Linked DNA regions of Homo sapiens: region 1 is linked to region 2. A link is an interaction called in ENCODE POLR2A ChIA-PET data of the cell type or tissue named here. Cell type or tissue: IMR-90. All regions are shown on one strand. Each heading gives the region's core, and the rest is flanking DNA. Links, peaks and the distances in the headings are about the cores only.

Region 1 (11,220 bases), core at 3,707-8,706, 66 kb after region 2:
GGGGAAAATGCCGATAAAATGTAAATTTCAGAATGTCTGATTTTAGTTAGAGGGCTACCTGTGATTGTAGGAGGTGAGGGGCCAGAGACAAGAAGGATATCTGGATGAGGTAAAAAAGAAACTAACAATTTTTTTATCAGCCACTTGGCCCCTGTAAATCAAGCATCATGTGCTTTGTTATCTCAGGAATCCTCAGGCAACCTTATGAGCTAGTCCTTTTTATACTAGATGGAGAAACTGACATGCAGGATAGGTAATTTACCCAAAGTCATGCAACTAGTATTGCAACTCATAATGCTGAAGTTTGAACTCGGGTTTTTTTTTTTAACTCAGAATCATGTGAACTTCCCTGTCTGGCATGTAATGTCACATGGGCTGAGAGACTAGGCTTCTTCATTATTTAGACCAACTTAGACTATCCTTCTTGTGGTCAGTGTCTCAGAAGTGTAAAATTTGTTTAACTGATTTTTGAACAAATAAGAAAGTGATTAAGTGAATAAATTAGGAGAATTAAACTATGCAAAAACACAGAATATTAATGTAAATCGAAAGTGGACTTTATTTTCACACTATGGGTGTGTTTGCCTCAAAGTTGCAGAACTTCTAGAAATGTAGTCATATTTTAAATGCTCTAAGGAACCTCCCTCATTTGAACCTGATAGTATTGTGAAGAAAAAAATTCCTTTTGAAATAGGAACAATTGCCTTATTTATCAGTAGGTTTTTATTTCAATGGGTTGAATTTTTTGAAAAATGAGGCACCCCATAGAGGATTGAGTAAATGGTCCTAAAAGTTTGCTTGAATGTCACTTCATGAAATGAACACAGGTCAAAGCTGGGTCACTGAAGACTCTCACTGTTTCTAAAGCACTTTGTTCTCACCTTATAGAGGCATACACATTGGCTCAGGTAACCAGTTTTGTTTGTTCGTTTGTTTGTTTCTGGCTAAGTCTGTTCCAGGCTTCCATTCAGATCATTCTTTTCTGTTCTCATAAGAAGATGAACATGTTACCTGGTAGAGGCAACAATCTAACTTGAATTTGTGTTTCTGATTAAAACTAGTAATAAAAGGCATTCCTGCTGTCAGAGGTGTCTAAAATGTTGAATTAGTCAACAGATATTTGTAAAGTCGGCTATGTGCTAGACAATAGAGACAAAAGATGTAAAAAGACAATCTCTGTCTTCAATGAACTCATAATGCAATCAGTGAGATGACTAGATAATCACCTTTTGAAGATTATTTTTATTATTCTACAATAATGTGGTAAAACATTTGCACGTAAAATGCCATGAAGAAGTAAGGAAATAATCAAAATGTAAAAGCATTAGTGAGTGGGAATTATTTATTATCTGCGTACCAGGCCCTATGCTCACTAAATTCTTAAAACTACTCTTTGAGATGCATATGCTTACCACCGGCCCCACCCCAACCACACCTTTTACAGATGAGAAAAAGTGCCAGTGCCAGGGAAAGGCAAACCTGGGAGTTCAAACCCAGTCCTACCAATTCCAATAGAGTTTTTCTCCCACAGTAGCCATCATTTTCTGAATATGTTCTAGGCACCTGGTTCTGGAGTAGGCAGTTCAGTATGTCTAGATGGTTCAGGGAGTATGGCTGGATTTGAGCAAACTCAAATGCTTCTCTGAAAAGTGAAGAGTGACAGCCTCACCCCCTGTATCAGTTGATCTGCATGGGAAGCATTGTTGGGGTTGTATGGAGTTGTGCTTTGTTTTGTTTGTTTTGCTTTGTTTTGTATTTTGCTGAAGATTAAGAGGAACTTGGAGGCAGGTGCCTACGGGAACAGGAAAAACCAGGACAATGGAGGGGAAGGCCTGGCCTACTTTCTTTCACTCATCTCCCCACCTCCACTTCAAACTTGAATGGTCACTTTTCATTAGAAGGTAAAATATATTTTTTCCACAAAAGTCCTTGTGAGACTCGAGGCATAAGTAGTGTTGACTAGGGGCTCAGATGACCCAACTGAATCCAGAATGAGGCATGCCCTATAATGTCTGCTTGTGCCCTACAGAGGAGGAGGGAGCAGTATCTTCCTAGTATATTCATTTCCTAAAGCACTTTAACAAAGTACTCCAAATTGTATTTAGTGACACTTCTAATGAACAGAATGTGGCAGAAGTGCAAGTGTGTGACTTCTGAGACTAAGCCATAGAATACATTGTGGCTTCCTCCTTGATCAAGCTGATCTTAGACTTCTGGCTTCCAGAACCATTAGGGAATAAATTTCTGTTGTTTTAAGAAATTTATTTTTAGATAAATTTCTTGATACTTCTGTCTTCAAAGGTGGAGCCTATTTCCCCTCCCTTGACAGTGGGTTGTATTTAGGTCCTACTCTGATAAACCAAGAAAATATCCCCATCTTAATTAAATCTGATCATCTTAATGAAATCTATGCATAAAGACTCTGTTTCCATATAATATAATGTTCACAGATTCCAGGGATTCGAATATATATATCTTCAGGGATCATTTTTCAGCCCATCACACCCAGGATCCTTGTCTTCCAAGGCAGTGGGTAGGGGCCTCATTTGAGGCCTACGAACCCATGGACTTCCTAAAGGGTTCACAAACAGAAGAAGAGGAGCGGTACTGAGTACTGAGAACCTGGGAATCTCCTTGACCTTGGAAAACTCCTGACTGTGACCCAGGGAAACCTTGACTGAGTTGGGGAGTTGAGTAGGGGAGTAGGGTGGGTAGGGTGACTGCCTACAGGAGCAAGTATGAGCTAAGAGTCATGGAAATTTGGAAATACATTTTCATGTGTACTACAGACTGCATGTTTATGTTCCCCCGCCCCCCAATTCATATGTTGAAACCTAATCCCCAATGTGATTGTATTTGGAGATGGGACCTTTAGGAGATGATTAGGTCATGAGGGTGGAGCCCTTATAATTGGGATCCATGCCCTTATAAAAGAAACCCAAGAGCTCCCTCAGCTTTCTACTACATAGGAGACAGTGAGAAGACTATGCAACAGGAAGAGCCCTTATTAGATACTGAATCTACCTGAACCTTGATCTTGAACTGCCCAGCCTCCAAAACTGTGAGAAATAAAATTTCTGTTATTTCTAAGCCACCCAGCCTATGGTATTTTTGTTATAGCAGCCCAGAAGGACCAAGACAGTCTCTACGTATACTCTCACAGACTGATAGAGGCTGAGACATTTGGATGAGCTGTAACCAGTACTTAATGGGGCAAAACGTAAAAAGGTGCAATCATAAAGTAACTTTACTTTCCTCCCTGCCCTTGGCACTAACTCAATGAGTTCGTAGCTGGTAACCCATTGTAACTCAGTAACTCAGGCAGCACCCATAATTTTCTGATTCATTTTGAATATTATAAGTCCTCTGGTCAGTCTCACTCCAGTAATTAAATGTCCAGTCCACTATTTTGATCAACTTTTCATACTTTATTTAAAGCTAAAGCTCCTTCCTTCCTCTGGTTCAGAGCAACTTCCAGCTAAGAAACCCACAGTGAGGGAAAGGAACATGGTCCTTTTTATTTCTCAGACTTGAATTTTTCTCCTTCTCCACCCTCCCCAAATCCTACAGAGTTACTACTGGGGGTGGGAGTAGGGAGAGTTAGGGGAAAGTTCTTACTGGACTAAAAGATACATAATCTGATAGTCGTGCCCTCAGGGTATGGCAGATTCCCAATATTGATTTTTTTCGTGAGCATTTTTCTGGAGTTTCTTCAAGATTCTTCCAGTAGGAACATCAAATGGCAATTCTTAGGTCACCAGCAATCTGACGGGGTGCTAAGGAGTCAATCCTTGGGCCCTCGGAATCCAGCAGTCAACATACAAAGATGTTCCCTGACAGGGTTCATTAAGTCCCTTTTAAGCTGGCTGTAAGCCAACTCTCTCCCAAAGCGTCACCATCACATCCAAAGTAATCTTTCATATGACCAGGCTATGTAGTCTCCAAAAAGGCAGCTTACCCCATTGCAGCCTACATTTTCTCTTCTCTGCCATCTTAAGCTTCTAGAATCAAAAAAAATAAAAAATTGCAACTCTTAGGAAAAAGTTCCACTAAAGAGGAATGTCTTTGCAGTTACTGAAGTTAACTTTTTGTAAAACTCTTCTCCCTCTCTTCCTCCTCTTTTGGTTGATTTCCTCCTCCTGTTTTCAAATACTTGGTATTTAAAACCAGAAAAAAAAAATACAGGCTGTAATTTTGACTTCCCAGGACCCATACTGACCTATGGTCTCCAACCAACAGATCCAGAGCATGTTAGATGGAATTCAAGGACGTCCAGGCAATATTATATCCTCGTCCTCAGGGTGACGGTTTTTCCACTGCCTCAAATCCTGTATCTTTCTTCTGCAGCTGCCCAGCACAGAGTTTTGGTTCTAATAGACACAACAAAGGTGCAGGAAAAGGCACACTCTTTAGTCATCTCTGGGACCGTGCTCCAAATCTCTATCTCCCTACTCCAGAAAGATAAGTTGTTCAATATAATTCAGGGCTTCTAAAGGAAAAAAACCCTAAGTCAGATTTCATTTATTCTGTTCCCTTAAAGCTAATGCCAGTTGGCCTGAGAAGACTCTATTATTTCCTTTTCTCTTGAGTGGCACCAACACTTGAGAAAAAAAGTCAAGTCTATGTAGAGGCTGATGCCCTCAAGAGCACACTTGACACAAAAGCCCTTCAGTGACCTCAGAAACTCTGGTTCTCAGGCCATAGGTCCATACCCCACTTTGTTGAGGAAATGTGTACATGTTAGCCTTTGCTATTTTATGTTGGTGCAAAAGTAATTGCATTTTTTTGCCATTAAAAGTAATTGCAAAAGGCCGGGTGCAGTGGTTCACGCCTGTAATCCCAGCACTTTGGGAGGCTGAGGCAGGCAGATCACTTGAGGTCAGGAGTTCAAAACCAGCCTGGCCAACATGGTGAAACCCATCTCTACTAAAAATACAAAACTTAGCCAGGCATGGTGGTGGGCGCCTGTAATCCCAGCTACTCAGGAGGCTGAGGCAGGAGAATCGCTTGAACCCGGGAGATGTAGGTTGCAGTGAGCCAAGATCGCACCATTGCACTCCAGCCTGGGCAACAGAGCAAGACTCCATCTCAAAAAAAAAAGATAAAAAAAGTAATTGTAAAAACCGCAATTACTTTTACACCAACCTAATGCCTTTCTAAAATACTGACTTCAACTTTAATTTAACCTCATCATTGCAGAGCAGATGGAAATATTCTGATTTCTCTGCTAGAGAAAGTAAAGTTTCTAAACAATGAAAATAAGCAGAGAAGCTATCTCCAAATACAGATGTGTCTTTTAAATAAGAAAATAAGAACTTTTCTTCAGTTCTTAATAATATTTTAAAGCTTTACAAACTGGATAGCAACACATGTTATATGTATTTGTTGACTATTTAAAGATCCATACAGATTTCAAAAATGTGATCCCTGAAAGACAAATAACATATGGTAGAATTTAATATTTATGTGCCTTTATGAAAAGGAATTCATTGTTTTACAATGGAATTTTAATGGGAGATAAATGAGACTTGAAGCAAGACTGAGTTTCTTTAAAATGAGTCCTGGATAAGGAGTGAAGAAGTGGCAGTTAAGAAATTCTAAAATTGAGACAATTTTTAATGCATACTTTAAAAATAAGCACTTATTTGTTTCAATTAGGCCTTCATGATAAAGTACTATTATTTTATAAAACTCTGATTCCTAGTCAGTATCAATATGGAATTATAAAACTATAAATCACAATACTTAGGAACCTCAAAATCACTATGTTTTAATGCAATTAATTAAAAACTACTATAAAACAGAAAGATTTTCAGTTTTTCAAACATATATTTATAATTAGTGAGAAGTATAAGCAATCGTATTAATAACAATAAGCATTATTATTATTAATAAATCTTCTAATGGTGTGTTCCATTTCAAGGATATCAGCCAAAATTGCTTTAGCTAATGTAAATAGCCTGAATTTTACAGACAGAAATACACAGTTTCAAATTCTAAGTTTGTCACTTTCTAAATGTAACTTTGAGCTATTTACTTGGCTCATCTGTGACTAATTTCCTCACTAGCAAAGGAATAGTAATCCTTATTCCACCATTTGTGAAAAATTAAATGAGATACAACTGCACTTCCATTGAAGACAAACTGAGACATTCAGAACAACCTTCCCAAATAAACAGTTAGAAAATAATTTTTAAAAATATTCTGCTTGAGAGCTTTGGGGAGCCAACAAGATAGGGGAGAATTACAGAGCCGAAATCTGGGGCAGAAACCCACTGAAGTAAGCTCAGCTTGGGACCTCTTTTCCCCTCTATTGTATGCTGGTTCTGGAAGCGGATGCTGAGAAGCCCAGAAGCTGAGCAGAACTTTCAACCAGCTCACATGAACAGCAGCACCGTAATGGTGTTCAGAGTCTGTTCTCAGCAGGGATCCTGAATGGCAGCTCCTTGGGAATAATGGTCAATCCAAGTAGACTAGCCTTCACAGAGACTGAAACCCAGCTTCAAATCATCTCACTCCAAAAGTAAGAAATTAGAAAAGAGAACACACATGGTGAGATGAAGAGAAATCAAGCAACGACATAGTAGATTTAAACTCAAGTACATCAATAAGTACATTAGGTGAAAATGGGCTAAATGCTACAATTAAAAGATAAAAATTGACAGACTGGCATACAATATACGTGTATTCTTCTTAATATGGGCCAAACCTAAAATATAAGGAACAGTCTAGAAGTAAAGAAATGAAAAAATATATTCCATGTAAATACTAATTGTGGTCATTTTAAAATAGGACCACAAATTTCTTGATACTTCTGTCTTCAAAGGTGGAGCCTATTTCCCCTCCCTTGACAGTGGGTTGTATTTAGTGACACTTCTAATGAACAGAATGTGGCAGAAGTGCAAGTGTGTGACTTCTGAGACTAAGCCATAGAATACATTGTGGCTTCCTCCTTGATCTCTCTCTCTCTGGATTGCTTGCTCTGTGGGAAGCTAGCCATCATCTCATGAGGATACTCAGGCAGCCCTATGAAGAGATCCATGTGAAGAACCAAGGCTTCCTGCCAACAGCCAGTGAGAAACTGAGGTCTCCAGTGAACAGCTATGTGAGTGAGCCCTTGTGGAAGTGGATCATCCAGCCCCAGTCAAGCCTTCGGAAGACTGCAGACCCACTTGACATCCTGGCTGCAACTTCATGAAAGACTAAGCTGCACCTAGATTCTTGATTCTCTTAAAGTGTTGGGAATAATAAATATTTGTTGTTTTAAGTGACTATGTTCATGGATACTTTGTTAGTCACCAGTAAATAACCAAAAGAAAGCTGATAGAACTATACTAATATGAGAAATATTAGTGTGTGTATATATATATATATACTTTATATATATACATGTATATACACTTATATATATAATGTGTGCCTATATATATATATATATACTTTAAAGCAAAAATGAGAGACATTATGGGAAAAGGATTTAACAGTTACATATAATAATTCTACCTTTATGTCACCTACTAAAATAGCCTAAAAACATATAAAGCAAAAACTGATGGAATTACAAGAAGAAACAGGCAAATGCACATTCATGCTAGAAGATTTAAAAGTACTTCTATGGAACTGATGGAACAAGCAGACAAAAAAAATGATATAGAATATTCGAACAACCCAGTTAGAATTTATGTATTTAAATAACCAACAACTGCAGACCATACATTCTTTTCAAATGCATGCAGAAATTTTTTTAAATTGCTAGACTGTAAAGCAATTCTCAACAAATTTCAAAGGAGTAAAATCACACAGATCATATGTGATCTGATCTATATATGATCATAGACTAATTGATAATAAAAAGATAACTAGAAAATTACCATATGTTTATAAAATACAAAATATATTTCTAAATAACCTTTAGGTCAAAAAAGAGATCACAACAGAAATTAGAAAATACTTTGAACTTAGTGATAATGAAAATATGTGCAGAATGCAATAAAAGTCATGTTTTAGAGGAAAAAAATCTATAACCTTAAGTGTATACGTTAGCGAAGAATAAAGGCCGAAAATCAATAATTTAAACGTCCATCTCAAGAAGTTAGTAAAAGAAAAACAAATTAAAACGCTCAAAAATAGAAGGTAGAACTAATGAAGATAGAAGCCAAAATTAACGAAACACAAAACAAACACATGAGAGAATTTAAGAAATCAAAATTGATTTTTTGAAAGAATAATGAATTTATGAAAGGGTTTGCAATAATCCTACCTGGCTGGGTAGTAATTTAAGAAATACGTGTTTTCTGCTCTGTTTGGATCATGGCTCCAGAGCTGGTGGTACAGAAACAAAATAGATAAGACAGTGCCCTCAAGTATAATAGCTAACAGTCTAGCACGAAGACTAACAGTAAGCAGATGGCAAAAATCTGTGTTACAAGTGTGACAACAGTGGCAAAAACAGGGAGCCATGGGAGTTCACGGAACAGCAGGGTGCTGAAAGATAAGTGAGATGTAGCTAGATGGAGCATTAAAGAAAAGATGACTCAGGAAAGAAACATCAGATACAAAGCAAGACACAGCTGGTATCTTCTGGGACCTGCAGATAGTTTTACATAGCTACAGTGGGAGGTTTGAGCACAATGTGAGAGCTTTTTACTTCCCAAATGCCTCAAATTCATTCACTAACTCTATCTCCAACGCCAAACCCTTTCATAAATTACCACATTTTGCCTAAACTACACAGAAGCCTCCCAGGCAGTTTTCCTGCATGCATTTCCCTGTTTTACACTCCAACACATTGAAGCCAACATGATTTTTCTTAAATATACAACCTCAATCCCCAGCTATAGTTCTTGTAGCACTGTGTAATTTACCTTCATAACATTTATCCTAGTTTGTAATTAAATTTATTTGATTACTACTTATTTAATTACAGCTGATCTTTCCACTAGAATGTTTGGGAATTGGAGATTTATAAGCTCTATGCATTTTGTAAAGCCTTGGTTAAAATTATAGCTGGGACATTAAGTTGCAAGTCAAAACATTATTTCATGAGAAAATAAAGAATAATACCATTGTTATGACAGGTCTCTTGAAAATGTAACTGAACTAGTTATTATTCTTTGTCACTATACAAGATAAGAAAAAAGTTCCAAAGATATTTATACTCCTGTGACCATCAAACATGAAAACCAGAGAACCAGCCAGGTAAGATAAAGTTCACATTTAAGTTAAACATATACACATTTTGTGCTGTCATATTCTGTCATCATGAAATTTTTTTGATAATGATAAGCAGCTTCCCCTGATATTCTTCTACTGTACTAACTACATTTTTTTCTCCCACAGAACATTAAAAAGCTGTGATTATTGTAAATTGATATTTTTACTTTTTTGATGTATTAAACATCAAAACATCTAACAAACATAGTTAGACTATGTTTGGTGGGAAATAGAATTTGGTTCCTGATATGGTTTGAATGCATGTCCCCTCAGAATCTCATGTTGAAATGTGATCTCCAGCATTGAAGGTGGGGCCTAGTGGGAGGCATTGGATCATGGGGTGGATTCCTCATGAATGGCTTAGTGCCATTGCCTCGGTGATGAGTGACTTCTCACTCAGGTAGTTCATGTAAGATCTGGTTGTTTAAAAGAATCTGGGACCTCCTCCCTCTTTCTCTTGCTCCTATTCTCTCCATGTACATGCCAGCTCCCCCTTCATCTTTCATGTGACTGGAAGCTTCCTGAGGCCCTCACCAGGGGCAGATGCTAGCGCCATGCTTCCCATACAGCTTCAGAACTGTGGGCCAAAATAAACCTCTTTTCTCTATAAATTGTTCAGTCTCAGATGTTCCTTCATAGCAATGCAGGTGGACTAAGACAGTTCCTTAAGTGATAGTGAACACACCAGAAAATAAAGTTCCAAAGATATTTATACTCCTGTGACCATGAAACACAAAAACCAGAGATTAAATTAAATTAAATAATTAAATTATTAACTGTGGGCTAACTTATCTTATTCTCTAACTCTATCACTAAGTCACATATGTAAATGATATGCATTCATTTGCTAGTTAGAAAGCATTGAGGCCCTTTTTTTTTGCTTCATACAAGTTTGTTTGAGAAAAATAAATTATAATTCTAAGAGATTCAATTTTAAGTTAATTTTTTATTGGAGTAGAACACATAGAAAGTTTTCCAAATTATGAGTCTGTCATGAGGTGACTCTTCACAAATTGAATATATTCCAGATCAAGAAACAGAATACTATCAGTGCCCTAGGAGCCCTCTTTGTCCCCCTCCAGCAATTGCCCCCCTGAAGGGAGCCACTATCCTGACTTTCAACAATTTATGTTCATTTTTCCTCTTTTGAACTTCATATAAAGTATACAGCATATAGCCATTTAGTTCTTGCTTTTTATGCTTCACATTATATTTGTGAGATTCACTCATGTTGTTGCATATATGTGTGTCTCATTTATTCTTATTTCTATAAAGTATCCAGTTGCATGATATTAATTAAAAACAAATAAGACTTAGATAAAGAGAGACTTTACTCAAAAAGACTATTGCAATAGGAAGAACATGCCAACCTCAGATATCTGCAAATGTCTCAAAATCAAACAGAAATAAGCTTTTCCTTTGTATGGAGGGAGAAGAACCAGCCAGACCTTTGTGGAGGAGAAGGGCATAGAGTGTGGGCGAGCAGGTGGCAAAACCAGGATATCTCAATAGGGAGTGTTTTTTCCTATGGTCAGTTGATTTTCAGGATGAGCTGTTAACAGATGTTCTGCTCCTTAGTGTTTCAGTGCTTGCTTAAACTTGGGGGACAGCCAAAGTCTAGGAATCTTTGTGGAGGAGAGATACCTGACTAAAGTTTGGTCAAGCCAAAGCAGAGGGTAAGAAATGAACCGTCATGAACACGTGGTCAGTTCCCCTTGTTCCTTAAGACAAAGTGTGTTTTTAAACACCATTAGCGATGGAATAAGAGACATTGTGAAGCTGAGTTTGATCTGTCATTTTCAGGGGTGGGCTGGTCTTCATGTTCTTCTTCACCTGTATGACCAGCTGTCATGTTGTGAGCATGCTGTCTCTCTGACGCTGGTGGAGGGTCTTAGAGATCAGGCACTTAGCATAAGGTACACCTTGTGATGTTATCTGCTTGGTCCAAAGGTCTCGAGAAAGCTCTCTACCTCTCTGTTTGCAAGACCTACCTCCATCTATAATGGA
Region 2 (11,220 bases), core at 3,293-8,292:
TTTCTTGAGATTGTCACCAACTTGGTCTTTTGCTACAATCACTTATTTGTTGTTACTTAAAAATAATTAATTGGTTCTTAGTTTTATTTTGTCCCCAGTTCATTCTCCAGTCACATTTTTACCTCATTGTGTCACCATCATTTCATCTTGAATTTCTTCTTTCAAACATTTTATCTTTTCCTTAATTTTATTTAATTAATAAAGATTTTTTTATTACCAATGTCTTTCATCCAGACTGGATAATTTTTGTAGGTTGCAGAATATATGCTTACATGTTATTTGTTTTTTATTGTCAAAATTTTATTTTCTTTTGCTGTATTGTTTTGTTGTAGCTGCTTCACGTTTTCTACTCCCTCCACTCATTTCCCAAATATATGGGTAGATTCTCCTTGCCTACCTTTCCACTTTATCTCTGGTCCTTCTTGTAAATCCCCCTTGATCTTATTGGCTGGATTTTATGTTAGAATTTTTAGTTACCTGGAGAAGGGGAGTGGTAGCATGGAGGAGAGAGGGACTAGAGCTATGCATCAGTTCTATTCAAGGATTTTATCTTTAATCTCTTTCTTTGGAAGTTTGTTAAACCTTTTGTACTAGATCTTATACTGTCTATTTGTGGGGGAACTTTGGATCATTTCCCCATCTTAGGGTGAGTCCACCAGTTTCGCTGCACTGAGTCTTTGGATATATGAAAACAACAATTGCTTAACTCACCATTTTCCAGCCATTTCTCCTCTCATTTGAGGGAATGTTGGAGATAAACTCAAAATTTAGTGGTTTTCTATACAATGTGATGCTTTTTAGCTACTATGAAAAAGTATCCAGTGGTTTGGGGAGTGGCAGTTTCCTCTTATTCCAATGTTTTCTCCTGCCAAACTTTTATCTATTATAGACAGTCAGTTCCAGATAATTATTCCTGAGGTATTTCTCTCACATTCCTTTAAGCCAGGAAAAAACAAAATTGTGACTCTCCTTAGTTTTTCTGGCTTTTCATTCACCTCCCCTTCAGTCATCTTTCCTGGGCCATCAACAAGGGAATTTCTGTAATTATATATTTACTCTACCATATTTCTTTATAAGTCCTTTAATATAATTCAATATTTGGTGGTGATCAAGTGACCCAGTGTTTCTTAGAGGAGAATTGTTATGAAGATTAGCCTAATGAGTACATATCACAATGTGATTTATCTTCTAGTGTGAGAACTTAGATAATGGGAAAAAGAGGCTGAGTAATTGAAATCCATCCATGCATTAAGGGTACTGAAAGGATTTTAGTCATTACTATCAACTTCTTTGACTAAATTTGCTACTAGTCTCATTGATTCTGCTAAATTCATTATAAAGACAGAATGAGAAGTACAAGGGTCAGATAGGAAATAAAAGAAGGATTGTATAATTCACATGTCTGATAGTTACCACTCCTCTACACCCGCCAGCCCCATGTCCAGATATATGAAAGCTGACCTGTGTCTCAGAAATGACAACTTACCCCAAAAGACATTACATTTTGTATTAGTCCGTTCTCACACTCCTATAAAGAACTACCTGAGACTTGATAATTTATGAAGAAAAGAGGTTTAATTGACTCACAGTTCTGCACTTTTAACAGGAAGCATGGCTGGGAGGCCTCAGGAAACTTACGATCATGGCGGAAGGTGAAGGGGAAGCAAGCATGTCTTACCATGGTGGAGCAGGAAAGAGAGAGAGAGTGCAAAGTGGGAAGCGCTACACACTTTTAAACAACTAGATCTCATGAGAACTCATTCACTATCACAGGAACAGCAAGAGCAAAGTCCACCCCCATGACTCAATTACCTCCCACCAGGCCCTCCTTCAGCACATGGGGATTATAGTTTAACATGAGATTTGGGTGGGGACCCAGCCAAACCATATCAATCTTGGAGATAAAGAATCTTTAAAACCAATATAGTGAGATTAAATACAGGCAAAACTATTAAGTTGGTGAAGTTTGCCATCTGAGCCACTTAATCTTTTGTTTCCTGGATCACAGCTTCCTCAAGCTGCTCATAACTATTCATATGCCCCTTGGCAAAACCTGTTCTCAATTTTTTTTACTCTGAGGAATAAATAACTGATGGAGGACCCCACACAGGGGATATTTGCATTTAATCAGGATTTAATGATTAAGTAAAAGTTAGACTGTGGAATGTGGAATTTTATGTATCAGCAAGCTTATAAGGAAGGATTTCTTTTCACTTTGGGGCCTCTTGGGTCCCTGAAATCACATTATATGGCTAGTGCCTATTCTATTCTCTGCATAAGGAAACCTCTCAGTGGTTATTAACTTCTTTTCGAGTTCTCCACTCTGCTGAAAGTTAGCAAAGTTTTGTGTACTCATTCAGCAAATATCAACTTATTGATATCTGTTTAATACAGCAAAGGGAAAAAGGTTAGAAATATTTTTCAATAATTTGTTATTTTACCAGTTTTGACCTTCAGATTGTGTGAGGCCTTACAATACCTTACTACTTTTTAAGGTCTTATACACTAAAATCTTAAACATTAGGCTGGGGGCCGGGCGCGGTGGCTCACGCCTGTAATCCCAGCACTTTGGGAGGCCGAGGCGGGCGGATCACGAGGTCAGGAGATCGAGACCATCCCGGCGGCTAAAACGGTGAAACCCCGTCTCTACTAAAAATACAAAAAATTAGCCGGGCGTAGTGGCGGGCGCCTGTAGTCCCAGCTACTTGGGAGGCTGAGGCAGGAGAATGGCGTGAACCCGGGAGGCGGAGCTTGCAGTGAGCTGAGATCCCGCCACTGCACTCCAGCCTGGGCGACAGAGCGAGACTCTGTCTCAAAAAAAAAAAAAAACATTAGGCTGGGACTAATGTTTAAGCCCCGGGGCTTTCTTTGACTGAACATTTGCCACGACTAGACAGAATATCTAGAATCCTTACATAGCTCAACTACTTTGGAGCCTTTTCTCATATTATCAAGAAATAAAGGACTCAAACATTGCCCAAATCATACTTGAACCCTAGTCTAAGTATGTTTAAAACTTCTGGTTCAAGCTAGGAAGCATTTATGCAATCCTGTGCAAGTACTATCAAGTGCTATGAGGAAATAGATTTATTTCATGCAACAAAACTTAGATAATTGCTCATGTCTCCTTATGGTCCCATGAGCATGTCAGGGTTACGGATCTTTTATCACAGTGGAGATAAGAGTGCAAGCAGGGAAAGGCAGGTCATAAACAAACAAAAAGTAAAATATACAATGTGTCAGATGGTCTTAAGTATTATGGGAAAAATGAAATGAGGAAATGGGTTGGGAATGCTAGGGTTGGGGGATAGTTGCATTTTAATCTAAGGTAGTTAGGGAAGGCCTCTTTGAGGTGACAGTTGACAAAAATTCAAAGGAGATTTAGGACTGAGCCACTCAGATACTTGGGGGAAGAGTGTACCAGGCACATTGAACAAGTGCAAATACTTTTTCAAATAAGAGTGTACCTGGTTTATTTTAAGCACAGAAAGGAGTTTAGCATTAGCAGAAAGGATAAGAGAAGTGGGGGAGTAATGGGGAATGAAGTCACAGAGGTAAGAGAATGGATGGGAGATCTCGTGGGGTCTTATAGACCAGTTGTAAGGATTTGACTTACTCTAGTTTGAGTGAAGTAGAAGGCTATTAGACATTCTGAATAGAAGTCTGACATGGTCTAACTTAGGTTGTTCAAAGTATCACTTTAGTTTCTGTCTTGAGATTAAACCATAAGAGGGCAGGGGTGGAAACAGCATATCTAGTGTAACATTCCAGGCAATTGGTTATTAGAATTGTGGTGGTAGTGTCGAAAGCAGGGAGAAGGAGTGGGATTCTGGATGTATGTGGAAGCAGAGTCAACAAGATTTGCTAAAGGATAGGATGGTGGTCAGGAGGGGAAAAGAGCACTTAGGGATGTCTCCAAGATTTTTGGCCTGCATTTGGTAGGAGATGGTAGCAATTGAGATAGAGAGGATTGTTGGAGGAATGAACTTTGATGAACAGTCAGGAGTTCAGTTAGGAGATACCTAGAAGAAAATTGAAATTCAAGACTGAAATTCAAGACTAGAGATTTAAAAAAACTGGCTGTCATCAGCACATAAATGGTATTTAAGAGAAGAAATCTAAGCCCTCCAGACATCGTCACTCAGTCTTCTTTGTCCTCTGGCTTGTTGTTGGATTTCGTCAATGGGTGGCCCTTTCAGGAGAGAAGAAAGAAGAGAAAAGCAAGGTCTGGGTTTTTTCCCCATCAGCTCATGTTAGGCAGCCCCTCTGCTGTAGTGAGAGGTTTCACTGGGTTCTCGTCACTGCTCCTTCCCAGCCCCTCCAGGCCTGGGGCTGATGGAGTGTCAGTTGCTTCTCACTGTTACCAGCCCTGGCTGCTGTATCCTCTCATTGGCTCCCTTGACCCTGTCCACTCCGTTTAACTCTCTTCAGTTACTGCTTCAGAGTATAACATCTGTTTCCTACCAGGACCCTAATGACATAGCAGATCTGGTAAAAATATTTGGAAAGCAGTGGCACTTGAGTCCTGATGCCACATCTATTGTCGATTTGTGATAACCATTTTGATAATTGATAATTATCATGATTCCTATATGGTTATTGAAATTATTATTTTTATTATAATTTAATTTAATTAATTTTGTTCTATCTTACAACAACATGTATTAGAAGCATGATGTAAGGAAGAAGCAGTTTAGGATTGTTGTATGATCTTGGGAAAGTCATATCACTTCCTGAACTTAAGTTTCTGGATGAGTTAAGTGAGCATGGTAACTACTGCCTCTTAATAAATAATAAGTTCTTAAATATTAAGCTGGTACCTCCTCTAAGGTCCTTGAAGAAAGTTGTTAGAGGAGCATAAAAGTTAACTGCCTACTTTTAAATTTGTCTAAAGATATAATCCTGGTGCCTAAAACCCACTAATGCTAGCCAGGGTTAGAAGAGATGGTTAGGAGAAGGGGAAGGCTGTCAGTACCTGCAATGTCAAAAAGCATGTCATTTTAAACAGTTTTCAGTACTTTTTTTTCTCAGAATAAATTCTTTTGGTCAAAGCCACATGAGGAAGGGCAGAAAACAATCTAAAGACTTTGGAATGGCAATCCAAATATTGACAGTTACCAGCATGTTTCCTCCGGGTCTCCCCGCTGAAAGCTACATCTAGGAATGATACACAGTCACGCAGCCCTGGAGTTTGGCAGCTGAGCACCTCTGGATCTCTGGCCTTCAGCACCCGGAGAATAATTCTTAAATCTACAAACTCTCTCGTGCAGCATTTTTTTCCCTTCTCCTCAAATAATATCCAATTACTGAGTGCTGTGCTGGGAGAACCTGGGGAAATGCTAGAAGGAAACGCAGCTGAGAGCCACTGTGGTTTGACAGCTCTCCAGCTACTTTGAAAATATTTTGGCAAAAACAAGATTTTAAGTAAAACTGTTTCCTTTGGTAACATACCCAAAACTGCAGGTTTTACATTTTCAGTACTATGATTTGGGCCAAAAGTAGAAAAAGAAAAAAAAAAACGGGGAGGTAAAAGCTGTTCTTGAGGGAGGAAGATAGAATCTAAGAAAAAGGGGAATGCTTTGCATGGGATGCAGATATGAGAGTAGGAGGGAAACAGAGGGAAGCATATTGAACTTTCTCTCCTCACTTTTTTTCTGTACTAAAGAATTTCCCCGTCAAAACACAAGGCTCTTTTTTTGCCTTAAGATGGCCAGGAAAGGATTCACTGGGGAATCACTAGGCTAGGATTTGTGTTACTGCTTATTATAGGATGAGCAATAGCAACTGGGGAGGGTCAAACCACATGGGTGTTTCATTTCAGGCCATCCTACATTACAGCAGATGCAGGAGGGGATAAAATGGATAATATTTATCTCAACCCTGTTAGTTGGTCCTTGGAGAATATGCTCATTTATTCTTGCTTCATTTTTTTTTCCTGATCGCCTCCATGCATAAAATCCCTGTGTTTTTGAAAATACCAGCTCTCTCCTATCCCAGGACCTTCGTAGATACCTTCTGTACCTAGAATGTTTTGCCCTCAGACTCCACCATTCTTTTCAGGGAAGCCTCACTCTATCCTACAAGTGACGTTAGCATTTTATGTTGTCTTTATAGCCACCTGTTTACATATTCCCCAACACTCTGTAAATTCTACAAAGGCCTGTTCACTGTCACATCCCCAGGGCATGGCATAAGGTGAGTGTTCAATTTAAAAGGTTAGCAAGTTATCTGACTAAACCTGCTTTTCTTTAGTTTCCTTTTCTTATTATACTTCTTTCCTAATAATCTAGTTCTCCTTTGTTTTTGTTTTCCCTTATATTGCTCTTTTTTTCTATTACCCTTTCTCCGAGACTTCTCCTTATGTAGAGACTTTGCCTAAAGCAAGGGTTTGTAGGAAATATACTCTGAACTGTATAATGTTAATACCAGAAAGTGCTTCAGAGATTATGTAATTAAACCCTCCTCCAATTTTATAATGGTGCTCCATTGTCCAAGGTCACACAGCTAGTTGGGAACAGAATTTAGATTTGAACCCTGTAATCCTGACTCTATGTTTAGTCTTCCTTTCATTATTGTCACTCTATACAAAGTGTTAGACAAAAGGGTGAGGTTCCAAAAATACTAATCATCTCTCTACAACACAAGCTCCATATCATCCGAGAGTTTGACATCTCATTGGAAAGAAAACACTGCTCCCTGGGTCCTTCCCAAAAAATTGCTATTATAAGAATAAAACTTAGGTTCAAACTCTGTCCTTAACTTCCCTCAGACTCAGGAATATCCATTTATCTTAGCATGCTAAGGGAAAGAGGCAAGTTTGATATTTAGTTCCTAAATAAATGTTTATGTGAAAAACAGTGAACCCAAAAGTTCAAAACCCTATTAAAAAGAGAGAATAGGAGAGATAAATATTAATAATGATAATAATAACCAAAGCTGACATTACTAGCACTGCTCTAGCAACCTGTCATAAATGACATATATGTACTGTTAATCCCCCATCAACCTGTAAGTTAAATACTATTATCCCTACTTTACCAATGAGGAAACTGAAGCATAAAACAACTGTTCAGTATATTTAGCTAGTAAATGAAAAGCTGAGATTTGAACCTGAGCAGCTTGCTCCAGCGTCAACACTCTGTGCAACACCTAGATAAAGATTCTAGCCCCAAAACAGAGATAAGTTTTTACAACCTCTATAAAAGATCCCACTGGTATAACCAAGTTCTACCAGGCCTGAAATAATCTGAAGTCAAAACCTTGGGAATGGACAGTCTTTCACAGTTGAATACGTAACTGGCTGCCCTGTTCATGAAGTACTGAACTGATTCTGAGAATTTTGTTTTATCTGTCTGTTCTCTAAATAATTTTCACTTATTGCCAGTTCTTTTAATTCAGGCAATATCCTTTCTCACAAGCTGAAGAACCTATAAAGGGCATGATGGTTTCAATAGGAGTGAAAGTCAAGAGGCTCCTCAGGAAAGGGTTTTGTTACTGCTTCACTGTGGCACTCAGAATGAAATCCAAATTTCACCCACACAGCCTTACAATGAGGGCCTTGCTCATCATTTGATGTGATCTCCCACCACTCTCTGTGCTGTAGCCATTGCAGTATTCCTCCAGCCTCTTGAACTCACAACTGTGCCCTGCCCCCAGGACCTGTGCTCTTGCTCTTATACGGCAAATGGCTTCCAGAAAAAAAATAGTGCAGTTATAGAACAAATTTTTCATGCCAGAAAGTTCTTTCAGGCAGTGTTGGATTGAGGAATATAAGGGCTAGAAGAAAAGTCAGCATGAAGGAAGTCTTTCAAGGCAGTAAAGGGGCTTTAAGATTAGATCAGGACTGATTCTTTGCTCTTCCACTTATTATCTCTGTGTTCTTCTATAAATTAGTTAATCTCTTTATCCGTAGTTTCTGGCAGAGAAATTGGATGAATATATGTATCCATTTAATCACCTAAAGAGGTATGTGTACATGTGTATTATGTATTTTGCCACAAATTCTGTACAACTGCTAGTCCTCGATTAAGGGAAAATAGCAGCAATATCAATAGAATGTAAATGGGATGAAAGCCACTCTGCTAAGGATTAAGATTCAAATAGGTGGTCAGTATGTGCATGCGTAATATGTGTATGCAGAAGGCCTAGACCGCACCTTAAAAGGTCGGGAAGATAAAAGGGCAGATTTTACAAGTAACAGTTTTAGGAGGAGTTTTTTTGTTTGTTTGTTTTTAAATTTATTTTTATTTTTTATTTCTATAGGTTTTGGGGGAGCAGGTGGTGTTTGCTTATATGAATAAGTTCTTTAGTGGTGACTTCTGAGATTTTAGTGCAACTATCACCCAAGCAGTATAGACTGTACCCAATTTGTAGTCTTTTGTCTCTCAACCACCTCCCACCCTTTACCCTGAGTCCCCAGAGTCCACTGTATCATTCTTATGCCTTTACATCCTCATAGCATAGCTCCCACTTATAAGTGAGAACATGTGATGTTTAGTTTTCCATTCCCGAGTTATTTCACTTAGAATAATGGTCTCCAATTTCAACCAAGTTGCTGTGAATGCCATTATTTCGTTCCTTTTTTATGGCTTAGTAGTATTCCATGGCATATATATATATATATATATATATATATATATATATATATATATATATATATATACCACAATTTCTTTATCCGCTCCTTGATTGATGGGCATTTGGGCTGGCTTCTTATTTTTGCAATTGTGAATTGTGCTGCTGTAAACATATGCATCCAAGTATCTTTTTCGTATAATGACTTCTTTTCCTCTGGGTAGATACCCAGCAGTGGGATTGCTAGATCAAATGGTAGTTCTACTTTTAGTTCTTTGAGGAATCTCCACACTGTTTTCCATAGTGGTTGTACTAGTTTACATTTCCACCAGCAGTGTAAAAGTGTTCCCTTTTTACCACATCCCCACCAACATTAATTATTATTATTTTTTGATTATGCCCATTCTTGCAGGAGTAAGGCGGTATCACACTGTGGTTTTGATTTGCATTTCCGTGATCACTAGTGATGCTTAGTACTTTTTCATATGTTTCTTGGCCATTTGGTACATCTTCTTTTGAGAATTGTTTATTCATGTCCTTAGCCCACTTTTTTATGAGATTGTTTGGTTTTTTCTTGCTAATTTGTTTGGTTTCCTTGTAGATTCTGGATATTAGTCCTTTGTCGGATATATACATTACAAAGATTTTCTCCCACTCTGTTGGTTGTCCATTTACTCTGCTGTTTCTTTTACTGTGCAGAAGCTTTGTAGTTTTATTAAGTCCCATCTATTTATCTTTGTATTTGTTGCATTTGCTTTTGCATTCTTGGTCATAAAGTCTTTGGGTAAGCCAATGTCTACAAGGGTTTTTCCAACATTATCTTCTAGAATGTTTATGGTTTCAGGTTTTAGATTTAAGTCCTTAATCCATCTTGAGTTGATTTTTGTATAAAGTGAGAGATGAGGATACAGTTTCATTCTTCTACGTGTGGCTTGACAATTATCCCAGCACCGTTTGTTGAATAGGGTCTCCTATCCCCACTTTATGTTTTTGTTTGCTTTGTCAAGGATCAGTTGGCTGTTAAGTATTTGGCTTTATTTCTGGGTTCTCTATTCTGTTCCATTGGTCTGTGTGCCTATTTTTATACCAGTACCATGCTGTTTTGGCGACTATGACCTTATAGAATAGTTTGAAGTCAGGTAATGTGATGCCTCCAGATTTGTTCTTTTTGCTTAGTCTTGCTTTGGCTATGTGAGCTCTTTTTTGGTCCATATGAGTTTTATAATTGTTTTTTCTAGTTCTGTGAAGAACCACGGTGATAGTTTGATGGGAATTGCATTAAATTTGTCGATAGCTTTTGGCAGTATGGTAATTTTCACAATATTGGTTCTACCCATCCATGACCATGGGTTGGGTTTCCACTTGTTTGTGTTGTCTATGATTTCTTTCAGCAGTGTTTTGTAGTTTTCCTTGTAGATGTCTTTCACCTCCTTGGTTAGTTAGGTATATTCCTAAGGATTTTTTTTACAGCTATTGTAAAACAGGTTGAGTTCTTGATTTGATTCTCAGCTTGGTCTCTGTTGGTGTAAAACAGAGCTACTGGTTTGTGTACATTAGTTTTGTATCCTGAAACTTTACTGAATTCATTTATCAGTTCTAGGAGCTTTTTGAAGGAGTCTTTAGAGTTTTCTAGGTATACAATCACATCATGAGCAAACAGCAACAGTTTGACTTCCTCTTTACTAATTTGGATGCCTTTTATTTCTTTCTCTTGTCTGATTGCTCTGTCTAGAACTTCCAGTACTGTGTCAAATAGAAGTGGTGAGAGTGGGCATCCTTGTCTTGTTCCATTTCTCAGAGGTAATACTTTCAACTTTTCCTCATTCAGTATTATGTTGGCTGTGGGTTTGTCACAGATGGCTTTTATTACATTAAGATATGTTAGGAGGGAGTTATCTTAAGGTAAGTTTCTTTAAGGTAAGGTAAGGTAAGGTAAGAGCATAAGGGGATGACATAGAGGGGACATGAAGAGAGAACAGATAGGAAGAAAGGTCGAAAGGATGTATAAGCATCAATTTCCACTTTCTAATTGCTGAAGGGATGATAGTGTTGTCAGTCAAAAATAATATCACATAACAGTGACAAGATTGGATAGTGTAATCTTTACTGGGGGAGGGCAGAAGAAAGTCAAAGTAGGAACAAAAGGTGTTTTCCATTGCCCCTGAAATCCTGTTATTACTAGGGCAGGGGTTGGTTTTATTTCTAAAATAAAAGTCTGACTTATTGATAATTGCTGCCTGAAGTCTACATAGAGAAGGTTTCTGAGGCTGTATTTGAGCTCCATTGGGAAGGAGTGCATAAATAAAGAGCAACTTCTGCACAGACACAGAAATCTCCTCCTGAGGTCAACTCTGCCGGTGAACCTGGCCCTGTACTTAAAACACCTTTCCTGCATATCATCCCATGACTGTAACCCTGCTGTCATTCAGATCTCAGCTTAAACATCACTGCTCAGCAAAGCTATATACCTGTCTACCCTCTCTTTGTTCCATACAGCATGACTGTAATGATTTTAGGCTGAAAAAAGCTTAAAACACCTATAACCCCTAAGCAACAACAGCAGCCAAGGAAAAAAAAATTCAGTAAATCTCCCACACACCTTGCTTCGGTAATACTACTTCCTAGTATACTTGACAGGATAAATTA

The links. Peaks named below come from ENCODE experiments on the same cell type or tissue, not always from the same donor. Only the 100,000 strongest peaks of a DNase experiment are listed, where the experiment ranks them.
Region 1: POLR2A ChIA-PET joins it to region 2 with 10 read pairs; 3 of 35 experiments call an interaction of 5 or more read pairs at or near these places.

Annotation. Positions count from the first base shown.
Region 1 is chr5:32,961,774-32,972,993 of GRCh38, reverse strand. It overlaps LINC02120 (long intergenic non-protein coding RNA 2120), which reads right to left. Exons shown (of 6, transcript NR_033832.1): 6 at 10,527-11,220. Among named protein-coding and RNA genes, the nearest start is that of LINC02120, 20 kb to the right of the region's middle. RefSeq lists a silencer at 2,497-2,762. In IMR-90, for the core only: no CTCF peak of the experiment used is centred there; a DNase peak (open chromatin) is centred at 8,553.
Region 2 is chr5:33,026,913-33,038,132 of GRCh38, reverse strand. The region is part of intron 1 of LOC105374715 (a long non-coding RNA gene); the gene reads left to right. Among named protein-coding and RNA genes, the nearest start is that of LINC02120, 85 kb to the right of the region's middle. In IMR-90, for the core only: no CTCF peak of the experiment used is centred there; a DNase peak (open chromatin) is centred at 5,772; H3K27ac peaks cover 1,408 bases.